Linked DNA regions of Homo sapiens: all the other regions are linked to region 1. A link is a loop called in an ENCODE intact Hi-C map of the cell type or tissue named here. Cell type or tissue: heart right ventricle. All regions are shown on one strand. Each heading gives the region's core, and the rest is flanking DNA. Links, peaks and the distances in the headings are about the cores only.

What was found. A loop is a pair of places that touch in the nucleus more often than their neighbours do. Peaks named below come from ENCODE experiments on the same cell type or tissue, not always from the same donor. Only the 100,000 strongest peaks of a DNase experiment are listed, where the experiment ranks them.
Region 2: a loop joins it to region 1, with 5 times the contacts of the local background. A loop is called at or near these places in 101 of 110 quality-filtered maps.
Region 3: a loop joins it to region 1, with 11 times the contacts of the local background. A loop is called at or near these places in 69 of 110 quality-filtered maps.

Annotation. Positions count from the first base shown.
Region 1 is chr1:113,039,833-113,045,977 of GRCh38, forward strand. All of the region lies in intron 2 of LRIG2-DT (LRIG2 divergent transcript), which reads right to left. Among named protein-coding and RNA genes, the nearest start is that of LRIG2-DT, 30 kb to the right of the region's middle. RefSeq lists enhancers at 1,887-2,806, 2,835-3,129, 3,728-4,647 and a silencer at 2,990-3,039. In heart right ventricle, for the core only: CTCF peaks have their summits at 2,980 (motif pointing left) and 3,181; a DNase peak (open chromatin) is centred at 2,979; H3K27ac peaks cover 419 bases.
Region 2 is chr1:112,875,004-112,880,003 of GRCh38, forward strand. It overlaps LINC01357 (long intergenic non-protein coding RNA 1357), which reads left to right. Exons shown (of 2, transcript NR_189282.1): 2 at 2,727-2,868. Among named protein-coding and RNA genes, the nearest start is that of MIR11399, 4.5 kb to the right of the region's middle. RefSeq lists an enhancer at 3,252-3,849. In heart right ventricle, for the core only: no CTCF peak of the experiment used is centred there; no DNase peak of the experiment used is centred there.
Region 3 is chr1:112,807,390-112,812,389 of GRCh38, forward strand. No RefSeq gene overlaps it. Among named protein-coding and RNA genes, the nearest start is that of LINC01357, 40 kb to the right of the region's middle. RefSeq lists enhancers at 1,764-2,285, 2,001-2,280. In heart right ventricle, for the core only: CTCF peaks have their summits at 1,998 (motif pointing right) and 2,201; a DNase peak (open chromatin) is centred at 2,012; H3K27ac peaks cover 1,032 bases.

The DNA.
Region 1 (6,145 bases), core at 631-5,630:
ATTTATTTTGGTGCAATATATTTATATTGGTGCGGTATTGCTATAAGAAATTCATACGTATATAGTCTAATATGATTCCAGAAAAAGCAAAGTCATTATATGACAACTTGAAGCAAAAAGAAGGTGAAATCTAAAGCGAGAGAATTTAATGCTAGCAAATGATTGTTTGGTAATTTTAGAAAGAGGTTTGGGTTTAAAAATGTCAAGATAACAAGAGAATTATTAGCTTCTGTCAACTAAGAGGCAGCAGATGATTTTCCAGACGTTATGAAAATCATTGAGGAAAAGGGATATCTACCTGAATAGGTTTTTAATGCAGATGAAAGTGCTTGATTCTGGGGAAAAAAATGACCCAAAGGACATTTATTAGTAAGGAAGAGAAGCGAGCACCAGGATTTAAGGCAGGAAGAGATAGGCTAACTCTACTGTTTGTACAAATGCAGTCAGGTTTAGATTAAGACTGCCCTTATCTGTAAAGCTGCTAACCCTCAAGCTTTGCAGGGAAAAGATAAATACCAGCTGCCAGTCTTTTAGTTGTGGAACAAGAAGGCCTGGATAATGAGAATCCTTTTCTCTGGATTGGTTCCACTGATGCTTTGTCCCTGAAGTCAGCAAGTACCTTGCCAGTAAGGGACTGCGTTTTAAAGTTCTTTTGATATTGGACAATGCCCCTGGCCACCCAGAACCTCATGAGTTCAACACCAAAGGTGTCAAAGTGGTCTATTTGCCCCCAAATATGTCTCTAATTCAGCCTCTAGATGGGGGGTTCATAAGGACCTTTAAGGCTCATTACACATGATACTCTATGGAAAGGATTGTCAACAGTATGGAAGATAACCCTGATAGGAACATCATGACAGTCTGGAAGCATTACACCATTGAAGACATCATCATTGTTACAGAAAAAGCTATGAAAGCCATCAAGCCCAAAACAATAAATTCCTGCTGGAGAAAACTGTGTCCAGATGTTGTGCATGACTTATCAGGATATATGACAGAAGCAATCAAGGAAATCATGAAAGAGATTGTGGATGTCCCAAAAAAGGTGGGAGATAAAGGGTTTCAAGATACAGATCTTGGATAAATTCAAAAGCTAATAGACACCACACCTGAGGAATTAACAGAAGATGACTTGATGGAGATAAGTGCTTCCAAACCAGAGCCAGATGAAGAGGAAGAACATGTAGAAGCAGTAGTTCTAGAAAACAAATTGACATTAGACAATCTGGCAGAAGGGTTCTGATTATTCAAGGCTGCTTTTGACTTCTTTTACAACATGAGCCCTTCTGTGATATGGACACTAAAACTAAAGAAGGATTGGTACCATATATGGAGGCTGGGAAGTCCCAAGATCAAGCTGCCAAAGAGGGCTGGTTCCTCATAAATGATGCTTTCTAAATGTGTCTCACAGTCTCCCTCCAGCTCTGTTTTTTGAGACGGAGTCTTGCTCTGACGCCCAGGCTGGAGTGCAGTGTCGCGATCTCAGCTCACTGCAACCTCCGCCTCCTGTATTCAAGCGATTCTCTTGCCTCAGCCTCCTGAATACCTGGGACTACAGGCATGCGCCACCACGCCCAGCTAATTTTTTAATATTTTTCGTAGAGATGTGGTTTCACCATGTTTGCCAGGCTGGTCTAGAACTCCTGACCCAAAGTGATCTGCCTGCCTCAGTCTCCCAAAGTGCTGGGATTACAGGCGTGAGCCACCACGCCAGGCCCCCCAGCCTCTTTTATAAGGCCACTAATCCCATTCATGGGGGCTGTAGCCTTCTGACCTAATCAATTCCTAAAGTCCCCATCTCTTGATTGGTATCACATCAGGGACTAAATTCCAACAGATGAATTTGTGGGGACATCAACATTCAGACCATAGCAGCACTTCTGTCTGTCTTGTTATCTTCTGCTGCATAAACAGAAGGGAGTAGTGCCTTTAAATCAGCCCAAGCGCCTCTGGGTATCTTGAAGATAACCAGCTCTTTCCACAGGCCTTTGTGACTCTGGAGGTTCTCAGATCTGGAGGGTGCTAAGGAGGGGACAGGTCAGAAGCCTCTGGGCATGAGTTGTTGGACACAGCCAAGGTCAGAAGAATTCTTGATTTTTAAGTAGGTAGAGCATCCATCTCTGCTGGAGGGGAAAGGAGGGGCCTTCTGTGATTCTTCTGCCAGTTGGGATGAAAGAAACAGTCAATGGAGAACCAGCCTATTATCTGAGCTCAGCCCTCTCCAAACAATGCTCTTGTTGATACATTCTCTGCTTCTTTTTCAAGGGGAGGGAACAGCTGTAGGCTGATCTATGAAATCTTCTGGCCTGGAATTGGAAGGATCTGGCCTGACTCTTCTGGGGGAGGCCATCATATCAGGATGTTATCCAAGCAAGCCCCTGGCTCAGATCTATACATTCTATTTCACTGCATTTGTGTACAGCAGTGCTGCTCAAAATGTGGTCAGTCCTCCACTGGCATCATTAAAATACCTTAGGAGTGTTAAGAATGCAAATTCTTGGGCCCCGGGAATTCCTGGGTAAGGCCCAGGAAGCTGTGGTTTAACAAGCTCGCCAGGTGATTTTTATGTTATGCTAAACTATGAAAAGTACTGCTATGTGGGATTCTCTCTCTCTCTCACACACACATACACATACACGCACACCACACAGCTACCTAAAACTCCTGCAGCTGCTAATGCCACTTGGTCATTTTCCTGTGGTTTTCCTCAGCAGGGCCCTGGGATTTGTTTTTCTCCACTGTGGACCTTGTTCATTTCCTGCTGCTTCCAAGAGGTTGGGAGAGGAAAGAGAGCAGGAATGAAGGCGGGAGGGGGAAGGGGTTAGCTAAGGCAGTGTAGCTTTCAAGAATGAAAAGGAAAAAGCTTAGTGACAGTGTTCCTTTGTGAAGAATTCAGCTTTATGTTGATGGAGCTGCAAGTCATTAGCAACCCAGGCATATGGCCCGAGTTGACCGGGTCATTCTCCGGGGCCAGATCGCCCTCTGCTGCTGACTGATAAATAACACTCTGGGACTCGAACTGCCAAGGAAAAGAGGAAGAGTCTCTGGGGCTAGGGTGGGAGGGAAAGAGGACATGACTAAGGCTAAGAGATCACAAAGTCACCAGGCTGTAGAAGAATCTTGTTAAATTCCTGTGTGCAGGAAAGGAAGAAGTAGCCAAATGAGCGGGCGTTTCTAGGACTCATTCAAGAAACAGTAGGATTCACCCAAGATCTCCACTAGCTCCTGTGATCCTAGCTCCCAGCTTAATGAGGCTCTGCAACCATTCTCCCTTTTATTCCTCACCTTTACCTCACTTGGAACATAAAGGGTGTTTAAAATGGGAAGACAGGCTGGGTGTGGTAGCTCACGCTTGTAATCCCAGCACTTTGGGAGGCCCGGGCGGGTGGATCACCTGAGGTCAGGAGTTCCAGACCAGCCTGACCAACATGGTGAAACCCCGTCACTCCTAAAAATGCAAAAATTAGCCAGGCATGGTGGCGCACGCCTGTAATCCCAGCTTTTCGGGAGACTGAGGCAGGAGAATCGTCTGAACCTGGGAGGCAGAGGTTGCAGTGAGCCAAGATCGCACCATTGTACTCCAGCCTGGGCAACAAGAGCGGAACTCCGTCTCGGAAAAAAAAAATAATTAAAAATAAAATGGGAAGACAGCCACAAAAAAGAAAAAAATGACAAAGTTTTGGTGTCGAGGCATTTAGGGGCAATTAGGCTTTTCAGAGGTTTTTGTTTGTTTTTTTGTTTTTGTTTTTTAATCTCCTTGTCTCAGACTTTCTTTGTTTCTTTTGCCTCCATGAAAGCCCTGTGTCTTTCAGTCTTTCTTCTCCTGCCAGGGAACTCTTACTCCACAGCTGTGGAGTCAGCCCTTCTCAGCCCTTCTCAGCCCTTGCCCCACTTTATTGCAGTTGGGAATGACAGTTCATGTGGGTCACTGGTGAAGAGAGCAAAGATTTGTTCACAGAATAAAAGCTCAGGCACAGCAGTTGCTCTGCCAGCCATGGGCAGTGACCCATTTCCTCCTTCTTCTTGCCTTTGTCCCTTCCCAGCTCAGACTATAGCTGGTCACTGAAGGTCTTCACCCCTCTACCACTCACCCTTGCGACTCCTGCTGGGAAGATAACTTCAGAGTCAGGTCTGGAAAATTACTTAAATCGCCCTAAGGGGCTGAGGTGGAGTAGGGGGAGGGGTGTAGGAGGTGGAGAATTGGGGGTGGAGATGAGAGTGCAGGTGGGCTGGAGATCAGTGCCATAGCCAAATTCTTCAGAATGTTTTCGTGTCAGCTCAGCACGATGGCTCATGCCTGTAATCCCAGCACTTTGGAAGGCCGAGGCAGGTGGACTACCTGAGGTCAGGAGTTCGAGACCAGCCTGACCAACATAGTGAAACCCAGTCTCTACTAAAAATACAAAAAATTTGCCGGACGTGGGGGCGGGTGCCTGTAATCCCATCTACTCGGGAGGCTGAGGCAGGAGAATCGCTTGAACCCAGGAGGTGGAGGTTGCAGTGAGCCGAGATCCCACCACTGCACTCCAGCCTGGGCTCGACAGTGCGAGACTCCATCTCAAATAATAATAATAATAATAATAATAAAACAAATAGAATGTTTTTGTGTCATGAAACACTCTAGCCTCTCCCCCAAGCACCCTCATGTATAGGGTGAGTCCATCTAAGTGAGGCCAAGCCCTTTAACCAAAACAAACATCTTTAAATAAAATTTTATTTGCTTCGTTTTTGGTCTACATGGGACCAAATATCTGAATCTACCACATTTGGATAATTTTGCCAATATTACCCCAAATATATGCTGGTTATCTGTTCGTATCACTACCTTGTGGTTATGGTACTTGAAGGACAATTTCGTCACTCCTAAGTCTTCATCGTGAGCAAGGTTTTTTGCATCTCTGGAGCAATAGTGTGCCTGAGTTGACTATAATCATGGGCGCTTTTGTTGGCAAGATGTGGGACTGGTCTCTGCACATACAGGCAGGTAGGGGGTTAAAGAGAAGAATGGTTACTAGAAGGCATGAATCACTTACATAATTTGCAGGGCTAAGTGTAGAATGAAAATTCAGGATATCTTTTATTCAAAAATTATTAAGAATTTCAAGATGATGACAGCAGAACACTAAGCATGAAGCCCCTTCTAAGACTGGGGACCTGTGTGATGGCATAGGTCACAGGCCCATGAAGCCAGCCCTGGTAGAAGGTACCCTAGGGAGGGTGTGGGCTAACAGATTCAAAGAGCAATGGGACATCCCCTTGTGTTTAGATTTTCCTCAATTTTAGTGTCATTCCCTTCTGTGATCCTCAAAACTTCTGTCAGGCTTTTTTTTCCTGGCACCTACTTGTTGGTTTTAGGTATTCTTTGGGGAGTAAAGGGTAGAGCCTGTGTCCAGGCTTGGGGAACCACATCTCGGGGAGAAAGCAACAGCAGTCAGGGAGAAGTCAGTCCCTAGATGGCATCAGGTGACCTGAGAGCTATGGAGCACAGCAAGGGTGGCAAATGTACTTGGGGAGGACACCTGCAAATGCCAGGGTCATATTGACTTTCTCCCAGTATTCCTGCCACAAACAAACAAACAATTAAGTAAAGGGAAGTCTAATAATAAGAATTAGCCTCTCAGGCCGGGCGCGGTGGCTCACACCTATAATCCTAGCACTTTGGGAGGCCCAGGCGGGTTGATTGCCTGAGCTCAGGAGTTTGAGACCCGCCTGGGCAACATGGCAAAAGCCCGTCTCTACTAAAAATACAAAAAATTAGTCGAGTGTGGTGGTGTGTGCCTGTAATCCCAGCCACTCAGGAGGCTGAAGCAGGAGAATCGCTTGAACCTGGGAGGCAGAGGTTGTAGTGAGCCAAGATTGCGCCATTGCACTCCAGCCTGTGTGACAGAGCGAGACTTTGACTCAAAAAAAAAAAAAAAAAGAATTAGCTTGTCATATTCCAGAGAAGACGATTGGAATCATTGAAATTTGTATATTAAAGAAAATGTCGGCCGGGCATGGTGGCTCATGCCTTTAATGCAGGCACTTTGGGATGCCAAGGCGGGTGGTCACGAAGTCAGGAGATCGAGACCATCCTGGCTAATACGGTGAAACCTCATCTCTACTAAAAATACAAAAAATTAGCTGGGCGTGGTGGCACGCGCCT
Region 2 (5,000 bases), core at 1-5,000, 170 kb before region 1:
GGCTGAGCCAGGAGAATAGCTTGAACCCAGGAGGCAGAGGTTGCAGTGAGCTGAGATCATGCCACTGCACTCTAGCCTGGGCAACAGAGCAAGACCCTGTCTCCAAAAAAAAAAAAAAAAAAAATTTAGAGCCTAGAGCCTAGTTCCCCTCAAGGGTTGATTGGATTTAGTGACTCACTTCTTACAAATAGAATAAAATGGAAGTGATGCTCTGTGTGTGTGTGTGTGTGTGTGTGAGAGAGAGAGAGAGAGAGAAAGAGAGAGAGACAGTCATAAAACAGCACTGTGGCTTCCATCTTGGTGATACTCTCTTGGATTTCTTACTCTGGGAGAAGCCAACTGCTCTGAGAATACTCAGGCAGCCCTGTGGAGAGGCCCTTTCTGTGAGGAATTGAGGCCTCCAGCAAGTAGCCATGTGTAGTGAATTCCAGGAGCACGGGGGCTCATGCCTGTAATCCCAGCACTTTGGGAGGCCAAGGTGGGCAGATCATGAGGTCAGGAGTTCGAGACCAGCCTGACCAACATGGTGAAACCCCGTCTCTGCTAAAAACACAAAAAAATTAGCCAGGCATGGTGGCAGGCACCTGTAGTCCCAGCTACTCAGGAGGCTGAGGCATGAGAATAGCTTGAACCTGGGAAGTAGAGGTTGCAGTGAGCCGAGATAGCGCCACTGCACTCCAGCCTGGGCTACAGAACAAGAATCTGTCTCAAAAAAAAAAAAAAAAAAAAGAAAAGAAAGAGAGAAAGAAAAAGGAAAAAAAGAAAGAAAAGAAAAGCTCGATATCACTGATCACTAGAGAAATGCAAATCAAAACCACAATGAAATACCACCTCACACCAGTCATAATGGCTATTATTGAAAAGTCAAAAAATGGCCAGGCACGGTGGCTCACACCCGTAATCCCAGCACTTTGGGAGGCTGAGTGGGTGGATCACGAGGTCAAGAGTTTGAGATTAGCCTGACCAACATGGTGAAACACCGACTCTACTGAAAATACAAAAATTAGCCGGGTGTGGTGGCACACGCCTGGAATCTCAGCTACTCAGGAGGCTGAGGCAGGAGAATTGCTTAAACCTGGGAGGAGAGGTTGCGGTGAGCCGAAATCACGCCATTGCACTCAGCCTGGGCAACAGAGGGAGACTCTGTCTCAAAAAAAAAAGAAAAGAAAAGAAAAGAAAAAAGTCAAAAAATAACACATGCTGGCGAGATTGTATGGAGAATAGGGAAGCCTTATATGATGTTATGATGTTGGTAGGAGTGTAAATTAGTTCAACCATTGTGGAAAGCAGTGTGGCAATTCCTCAAAGAGCTAAAAGCAAAACTATCATTCGACCCAGCAATCTCATTACTGGGTATATACCAAGAGGGAGATAAAGCGTTCTACCATAAAGACACATGCATGTGAATGTTCATTGCAGCACTACTCACAATAGCAAAGACATGGAATCAACCTAAATGCTCACCAGTGACAGACTGGATAAAGAAAATGTGGTACATGTGCACCATGGAATACCATGCAGCCATAAAAAAGAACAAGATTTTTTTGCCAGAATATGAATGGAGCTGGAGGCTATCATTCTTGGCAAAATTATGCAGGAACAGAAAACCAAATACTGCATGTTCTCACCTGTAAGTGGGAACTAAATGATGAGAACTTATGAACACAAGGAAACAACAGTCACTGGTGTCTATTGAGGAGGGAGGTTGGGAAGGAGAAGAACAGCAGAAAAGATAACTATTGAGTACTGGGGGTTAATACCTGGGTGATATATAATAATAGTATGTACAACAAACCCCTGTGACACTCGTTTATCTGTGTAACAAACCTTCACGTGTACCCCCAAACCTAAAATAAAAATTAAAAAAAAAGAAAAAGATATGGCTATGAGGTGGTAATAACATACAACAAGCTTTATTTGGGCCGTGTTTTGACAGGGTTGCCTGCTGAGGAAGCTTTTCACAGCATGAGACCTTCCGCAGGTAATGACTGAGGCCACCAGCTAGAAGAGAAGGAGGGTGGGGGAGATTCTGGGGGACACGGAGATTGGAGCGGATCCTTAGATGTCTAGATGATGCCCTCAGTAGTAGGGTGTGGAGTCTCAGAGTCAGAGAGATCCAAAGGGCAGCTATGGCTGGTGCTTTTTTTTTTTTTTTTTTTTGAGACAGAGTTTCCCTCTATGGCCCAGGCTGGAGTGCAGTGGCGTGATCTTTGCTCACTGCAAGCTCCGTCTCCCAGGTTCATGCCATTCTCCTGCCTCAGCCTCCTGAGTAGCTGGGACTACAGGTGCGTGCCACCACATCCGGCTAATTTTTTGTATTTTTAGTAGAGACGGGGTTTCACCGTGTTAGCCAGGATGGTCTCGATCTCCTAACCTCATGATCCACCAGCCTCAGCCTCCCAAAGTGCTGGGATTACAGTTGTGAGCCACCATGCCCGGCAACTGGGGCCTTTTATAGCACCAGAGTTTATTGTATCTGTGGCTAGTAAATGTGGGATTCTGTTTTGTGGGGTATGCAAAACCGGAAGGCTGTCAATGACTAACGATCTGTTTATTTAGACTATATTTAAAGCAATTGGGTGTATAAAAAATTTGAGCTTGGCACTGGTAAACTTTTGAGGCAATGATACCAGTCTGCTGTGAAGCAATAAAAAATATAGGGCCAATATAGAGTTAATATAACTTTGGCTTATTATGTAACAGCATGTCTGTCTTTGATTCTTTAGGCTCAATCAAACCTTCAATGGCCCCGAAAGACATCTTGATTGAAACCTCATGAGAGACTCTGAGCCAGAAAACCCAGCAACTTAGAACCCAGATACCTGACCATCAGCCACTGTGTGAAATAATAAATGTTTGTTGTTTTAAGCTGCTAGTAATATGAGTGTCTTGAGAAACAAAGCCAGTCGGGCTGCACTTAAGGCTGGCTTTGTGTTCCCTCCAGCCTTTGTCTTCCCCCATCATGACAACTTGTGCTCTTTCTCCCAGGAGGCTGAGGATGCTGCTCTGAAACCAGCCAGGCAAGAACCTCAGTTAGCATCAGCAACAGCTGCTCCTCAATTTGCTTTCTGAATTATTTAGCCCTTCTTTGCTTCTATCCTAAATCCAGACCTTTTAAAATATTAATATTTTAAATATGCCTGGGCCTTGGCTTGGAAGTCTGTATTTCTCTCCTGTCTCTGCCCAAGGCTAGACGTCTTAGAGAAGAGTTATCTCTGCCCTGAATGATTTTCTCTTTGGCTCTGGCTCCTGGAAATTAAATCTGGCTGGGTTCTAACCAAAGAAAGGGAAACCATTTTCACAATGGAATCAAAAGAGTTTCTTTTCTACAAATGCAGCCTTTTACTTGCCCAAGCTCACAGGGCTTGTGTCACAGCTGGTGATCTGAGACCCAGACCCTCTCACCACCTCCCAGCCACCACCACGCCAGAGGGAGACAAAGCTCGCACTGCTGTGAGACGTTCTCTGCTTCCCATGACCGCTGCGTCATTTACTTATCTCTCAGTTCTCCTGCCACCCCGTGAAGTCCCTGAAACCTCTGGGGATGCAGGAGCCCAACACAGCCGACAGACCAGGAGAGGGGTCCTGAGCTCTGCTGTCGTGCAGTGGCTCTCTGCTGGCCTTCATGTCCTTACCTGCAAGTTGAGAGGGTGGCACCATCTCTCAGGGCTGCAGAAGTTGGAGTTTGTGAGTCTGAAACCCCATTTGGCCGTTAGAAAGCCAAGTCGCACAGGTTATAATACACCTCTGACTGGCCCCCAGGACTTGATTCCTCACCCAGGGTTCAATCCTACAACTGGGCTGCGCCTCACTCACCTCCCCAGACTTTATGCCAGGCATAGAGGGAAGTGGGACCTTTATTCTGAGAGCTAAGGGAGGGCTCCTTCCTGCTTCTCAGCCTTCTCAGGAGCCCTTCCCTGGGCACCTTCTTTGCCTGGTGAACTCAGACTTTCCTTCCTTCAGTGCAGAGCCACCCCCTAACTCCTGCCCACCCAGCCTCTCAGAGCAGGGCAGGATGGCCTATCCAATATCCCCTCTCCCTCACCCTTGCATCCTCTCCTGGTCCTTTGGGGCATTCCCCAGATGTGTGAATTTACTATTAATTCTGTCTCCCCTGTTAGTCTGTTAGTTCCAGACAGGGCAGGAAACTATAACCTCTAGGAAGGGCTGTATCTGTGTTTCAACAATTCCTGATTTTCATATCCTGAAGCTTCAGAACCCCTGGAATAATTCCCAAGCAAATCAGCAGCCTCTCCTTCCAGCCAGGAGGCATCACAGCTCCAACGTAGCACAACCCAGCTTGGGGGCTTGGGCTACTGGAAGGGAGGCCACAGGGTCAAGATTAGGCTGGAGATGCCTCAGAAAGTATCTAGAAATGTCTGGTATGACCAGGCTGCAATCAGAAGAGGAGTGTCCAGGCCACTGGGTGACTGTCCTACTATGTCCCAATGGCTCCATCATTCACGGAGCGCTGCAGAACTTCGAATGTGGGACAAACACATGCCCCTAGGACTGTTGAGGTTGCTCACCTCCTCAATCTAGACCTGATCTGTTCAGAAGGCAGGGACAGGGTCTGCACTACCCTGTCTTCCTCACAGCCTGGCACAGGCCTGGCACCCATAAGCCCTTGCTCTGTGGCTCTGCCTGGCAGAAGCTGACCCAGTGTCAGAAGAGCCTTCTAGCAGTTGGAGCTGCCTGGGCACCAAAAGGGCTGCTTGAGAGGATGAGTCCCTGTCACTGTCAGTGCTCAGGCTGAGACCACATTAGCTGGGTCAGGTGCTAAGCTGGGAGTGCTGTGCTGGGAGGGAATTGCCTTCTGTTAGTTGTTCATTTCTTAGCTTGAATCATTTCCCACAGCATTTCAATAGCTAGGTAAATCAAGTCTCCCTAGTGGAATCTTAGATGATAGGTGAGGAGGGTGGTTTTGGGGCAGCGGATCCAGGCTACTGTTTCTGAAATCACTGCTCATGAGCAGCTCCCTATTCTTCTAGCTGAGGTCA
Region 3 (5,000 bases), core at 1-5,000, 230 kb before region 1:
ATGGGGGTCTTATAACCCATAGTCAAACAAGGCAGGTCAGGTAATTTCTTTATGACCAGTTTTTACACAGAAAGGCAGAGGCAAAGTTAGATTAATGATTTTTGGTTTTATGGCTGGCTTTGGGGAAAAGGTGCTGGTTTCAATGACTTGGTGGGGAAGAGGGATTCTATGGCTAGCCTTGGGGAGAAAAGGATTGAGAGACAAGAGAATGGATAAATAAAGAATGCTGAGGTCACCCAGAAAGAAGAAAGGCAAGAAGCAGCTACCAGAGTTGGGGAATAAGAGGGAAGCATTTTATAGAAGCTTGGAGAGTGAATGAGGGTGCCCTGAGCAAGTGGGGCTCAGACCCCTGACTCATGGAGCCAATCAATTCTATAAAGATCCAAATGCAAAACTAACAACAAATGTTGTTTCGACATATGTACCGATGTGGCAAAATTTTTAAAAAGCAAGGGAACGATAAACACAAATTTAAATGGCAATTACCTCTTCCACAGGGAGGCAGAGGGGTGGAGGAAAAGGCACATATAGGACGATGCAAGTTATATGATTTCTAGTTCTCGTGAGTGATGGGCTCATGGGTGTTGATCGTATTTTGTTTTATAAGTAACATTTAAAAATATGTTTTGTGGTATCTCCTTTCTGAAAAGGACCCCAATGTTTCCTCCCTCCTAGAATTCATATTCCCTCTCACATCGTACCAGGGTTGGCCTGTGTCAGCAATAGAATATGGCAGAGGTGATAGTATGTCACTTCCAAAATTAGGTTCTAAAAGACACCATGGCTTCTATTTTGGTTTCTCTTGCCTGCTGTCTCTTGGCATATTCGCTCTGGGGCAAGCCAGCTGCTATGTTCCTAGCAGCCTACCGGGAGGGCCCAGTGGCAAGAAATTAAGTCTGCCAAGGACAGCTGTGTGAGTGATCTTGGAAGTGAATCCTTCCCAGCCTTCAGATGACTGCAGTCCTGACCAACATCTTTTTGTTTGTTTGTTTGTTTGTTTGTTTGTTTGTTTGTTTGTTTTGAGATGGAGTTTCGCTGTTGTTGCCCAGGCTGGAGTGCAATGGCGTGATCTCGGCTCACTGCAAACTCTGCCTCCTGGGTTCAAGTGATTCTCCTGCCTCAGCCTCCCGAGTAGCTGGGATTACAGGCATGCACCACCACGCCTGACTAATTTTGTATTTTTAGTAGAGACGGGGTTTCTCCATGTTGGTCAGGCTGGTCTTGAACTCCCAACCTCAGGTGATCCGCCCGCCTCAGACTCCAAAGTGCTGGGATTACAGGTGTGAGCCACCACGCCCGGCCCTGACCAACATCTTGACTGAAACTCACGAGACACTGAGCCACAACCTTCCAACTAAGCTGTTCCTGGATTTCTGACCCTAGGAAACTGTGTGAGGTAATAGATGTTTGCTATTTTAAGTCAAGACATTTTGGGGATAATTTGATACATAAGATTAAATAATTAATACATAATTATTTGATATGCATAGAATATTGAACTTTAAAATATGAGTGGGGGTCTAGGGTGTGGTGGCTTAACACCTGTAATCCCAGCACTTTGGGAGGCCGAGGTGAGAAGATTGCTTGAGGCTAGGAACTTGAGACCAGCCTGGGCAACATAGCGAGACTCTAACTCTACAAAAAAAATTTAAAAATTTTAAGATATTAGCCTGGCATGCTGGTGCACACCTGTAGTCCCAGCTACTCAGGAGACTGAAGTGGAGGATTGCTTGAGCCCAGGAGTTCCAGGCTACAGAGAGCTATGATTGTACCACTGTATTCCAGCCTGGGTCACAGAGAGACTATGTCTCAATCAATCAATCAATAATGAAAACAGTGAGAGGTAAAAGAAAAAAGAGAATCTAGGTTTGAGGGAGGCCAGCTGGAAGTAATATGAGTGGTGCCCTGACATGCAGGGAGTGGGCAGCCTGGAGGAGGGATGAGTGGGTGCCCAAAGGGAGCCGGGATCCTGCCAAGAGACTGCAGGGCCTCTCTGCCCACACGAGGGCGCCCCACATTGCCGTATCTGGGCTAGGGGATGGGAAATGAAGACCAAGAAAAGGCCTTCTGGGGAGGGAATGTCCTGTGTGCCCACACACTGGCCCCTCTCTCCAGGTTTCTTGAAGGTCAGCGTGAGGTCCCTCTGGCAACTGGAGACAGAGCCGGTTTTCAAGCCCTGAGAATGCATGCCTCTGCAAGTCAAGGCTGTCTCCTCTGCAGGGTAGCATGTGTTATGGTTGATTGTGAGTGGTGGCAGTGAGGGTGTGAGTGGGTAACTGTCAGGCCTCTGAGCCCAAGCTAAGCCATCATATCCCCTGTGACCTGCACTTACACTTCCAGATGGCCAGTTCCTGCCTTAACTGATCACATTCCACCACAAAAGAAGTGAAAATGGCCTGTTCCTGCCTTTGCTGATGACATTACCTTGTGAAATTCCTTCTCCTGGCTCATCCTGGCTCAAAAGCTCCCCTGCTGAGCACCTTGTGACCCCCCCGCCCCTGCCCACCAGAGAACAACCCCCTTTGACTGTAATTTTCCTTTACCTACCCAAATCCTATAAAACAGCCCCACCCCTATCTCCCTTCGCTGACTCTCCTTTCGGACTCAGCCCACCTGCACCCAGGTGAAATAAACAGCCTTGTTGCTCACACAAATCCTGTTTGGTGGTCTCTTCACACGGACGTGAGTGAAATTTTGGTGCCGTGACTCGGATTGGGGGACCTCCCTTGGGAGATCAATCCCCTGTCCTCCTGCTCTTTGCTCCGTGAGAAAGATCCACCTACGACCTCGGGTCCTCAGACCGATCAACCCAAGGAACATCTCACCAATTTTAAATTGGGTAAGCGGCCTCTCTTTACTCTCTTCTCCAACCTCTCACTGTCCCTCAATCTCTTTCTCCTTTCAATCTTGGCGCCACCCTTCAATCTCTCCCTTCTCTTAATTTCAATTCCTTTCATTTTCTGATAGAGACAAAGGAGACACATTTTATCTGTGGACCCAAAACTCTGGCGCCGGTCACGGACTCGGGAAGGCAGCCTTCCCTTGGTGTTTAATCACTGCAGGGACACCTCTCTGATTATTCACCCACATTTCACTGGTGTCTGATCACCGTGGGGACGCCTGCCTTGGTCATTCACCCACATTCCCTTGGTGGCAAGTCAGTTGCGGGGACTCCTGCTTTGGCTGCTCCCCCATGTTGCAGCCCAGGGCTGCTCCCCACCTCCCTTCTCTGTGTCTTTACCCTTCTCTTTAAACTTACCTCCTTCACCATGGGCAACCTTCCGCCCTCCATTCCCCCTTCTTCTCCCTTAGCCTGTGTTCTCAAGAACTTAAAACCTCTTCAACTCTCGCCTGACCTAAAACTTAAACGCCTTATTTTCTTCTGCAACACTGCTTGGCCCCAATACAAACTCGAAAATGGTTCTAAATGTCCAGAAAATGGCACTTTTGATTTCTCCATCCTACGAGACCTAGATAATTTTTGTCAAAAAATGGGCAAATGGTCTGAAGTGCCTGACGTCCAGGCATTCTTTTACACATTGTTCTCTCCCTAGTCTCTGTTCCCAATGCGACTCATCCGAAATCCTCCTTCTTTCCCTCTCGCCTGTGCTCTCAGTCCCAACTCCAAGCGTCGCCGAGTCTTTCTTTCTTTTCTACAGACCCATCTGACCTCTCCCCTCCTCCCCAGGCTGCTCCTCACCAGGCTGAGCTAGGTCCCAATTCTTCTTTAGCCTCTGCTCCCCCACCCTATAATCCTTTTATCACCTCCCCTCCTCACACCCGGTCCGGCTTACAGTTTCGTTCCTCGACTAGACCTCCCCCACCTGCCCAGCAATTTCCTCATAAAAAGTTGGCTGGAGCTAAAGGCATAGTCAAGGTTAATAATGCTCCTTTTTCTTTATCCGATCTATCCCAAATCAGTTAGCGTTTAGGCTCTTTTTCATCGAATATAAAAACCCAGCTCAGTTCATGGCTCGCTTGGCAGCAACCCTGAGATGCTTTACAGCCCTAGACCCTGAAAGGTCAAAAGGCCGTCTTATTCTCAAAATACATTTTATTACCCAATCCACTCCCGGCATTAAATAAAACTCCAAAAATTAAATTCCAGCCCTCAAACCCCACGACAGGACTTAATTAACCTCGCCTTCAAGGTGTGTAATAATAGAGTAAAGGCAGCTAAGTAGCAATGTATTTCTGAGTTGCAATTCCTTGCCTCCACTGTGAGACAAACCCCAGCCACATCTCCAGCACACAAGAACTCCAAACGCCCGAACGGCAGCTGCCAGGGGTTCCTCCAGAACCTCCTCCCCCAGGAGCTTGCTACAAGTGCCGGAAATCTGGCCACTCGGCCAAGGAAAGCCCACAGCCCGGAATTCCTCCTAAGCTGTGTCCCATCTGTGCGGGACCCCACTGGAAATTGGACTGTCCAACTTGCCCGGCAGCCACTCCCAGAGCCCCTGGAACTCTGGCCCAAGGCTCTCTGACTCCTTCCCAGATCTTCTCGGCTTAGCGGCTGAAGACTGACGCTGACCGATCACCTCAGAAGCCTACAGGATGATCACAGAAGCTTTAGGTAACTCTCATAGTGGAGGATGGACTTAAGAAGTCCGTCCCCTTCTTAATCAATACGGAGGCTACCCACTCCATATTACCTTCTTTTCAAGGGCCTGTTTCCCTTGACTCCATAACTGTTGTGGGTATTGAATGCCAGGCTTCTAAACATCTTAAAACTCCCCAACTCTGGTGCCAACTTAGACAATATTATTTTAAGCACTTCTTTTTAGTTATCCTCACCTGCCCAGTTCCCTTATTAGGTTGAGACATTTTAACTAAATTACCTGCTTCCCTGACTATTCCTGGGCTACAGCCACACCTCATTGCCGCCTTTTCCCCCAGTTCAAAGCCTCCTTCACATCCTCCCCTTGTATCTCCCCACCTCAATCCATAGGTATAAGACACCTTTACTCCCTCCTTGGTGACCGATTACGCACCCCTTACCA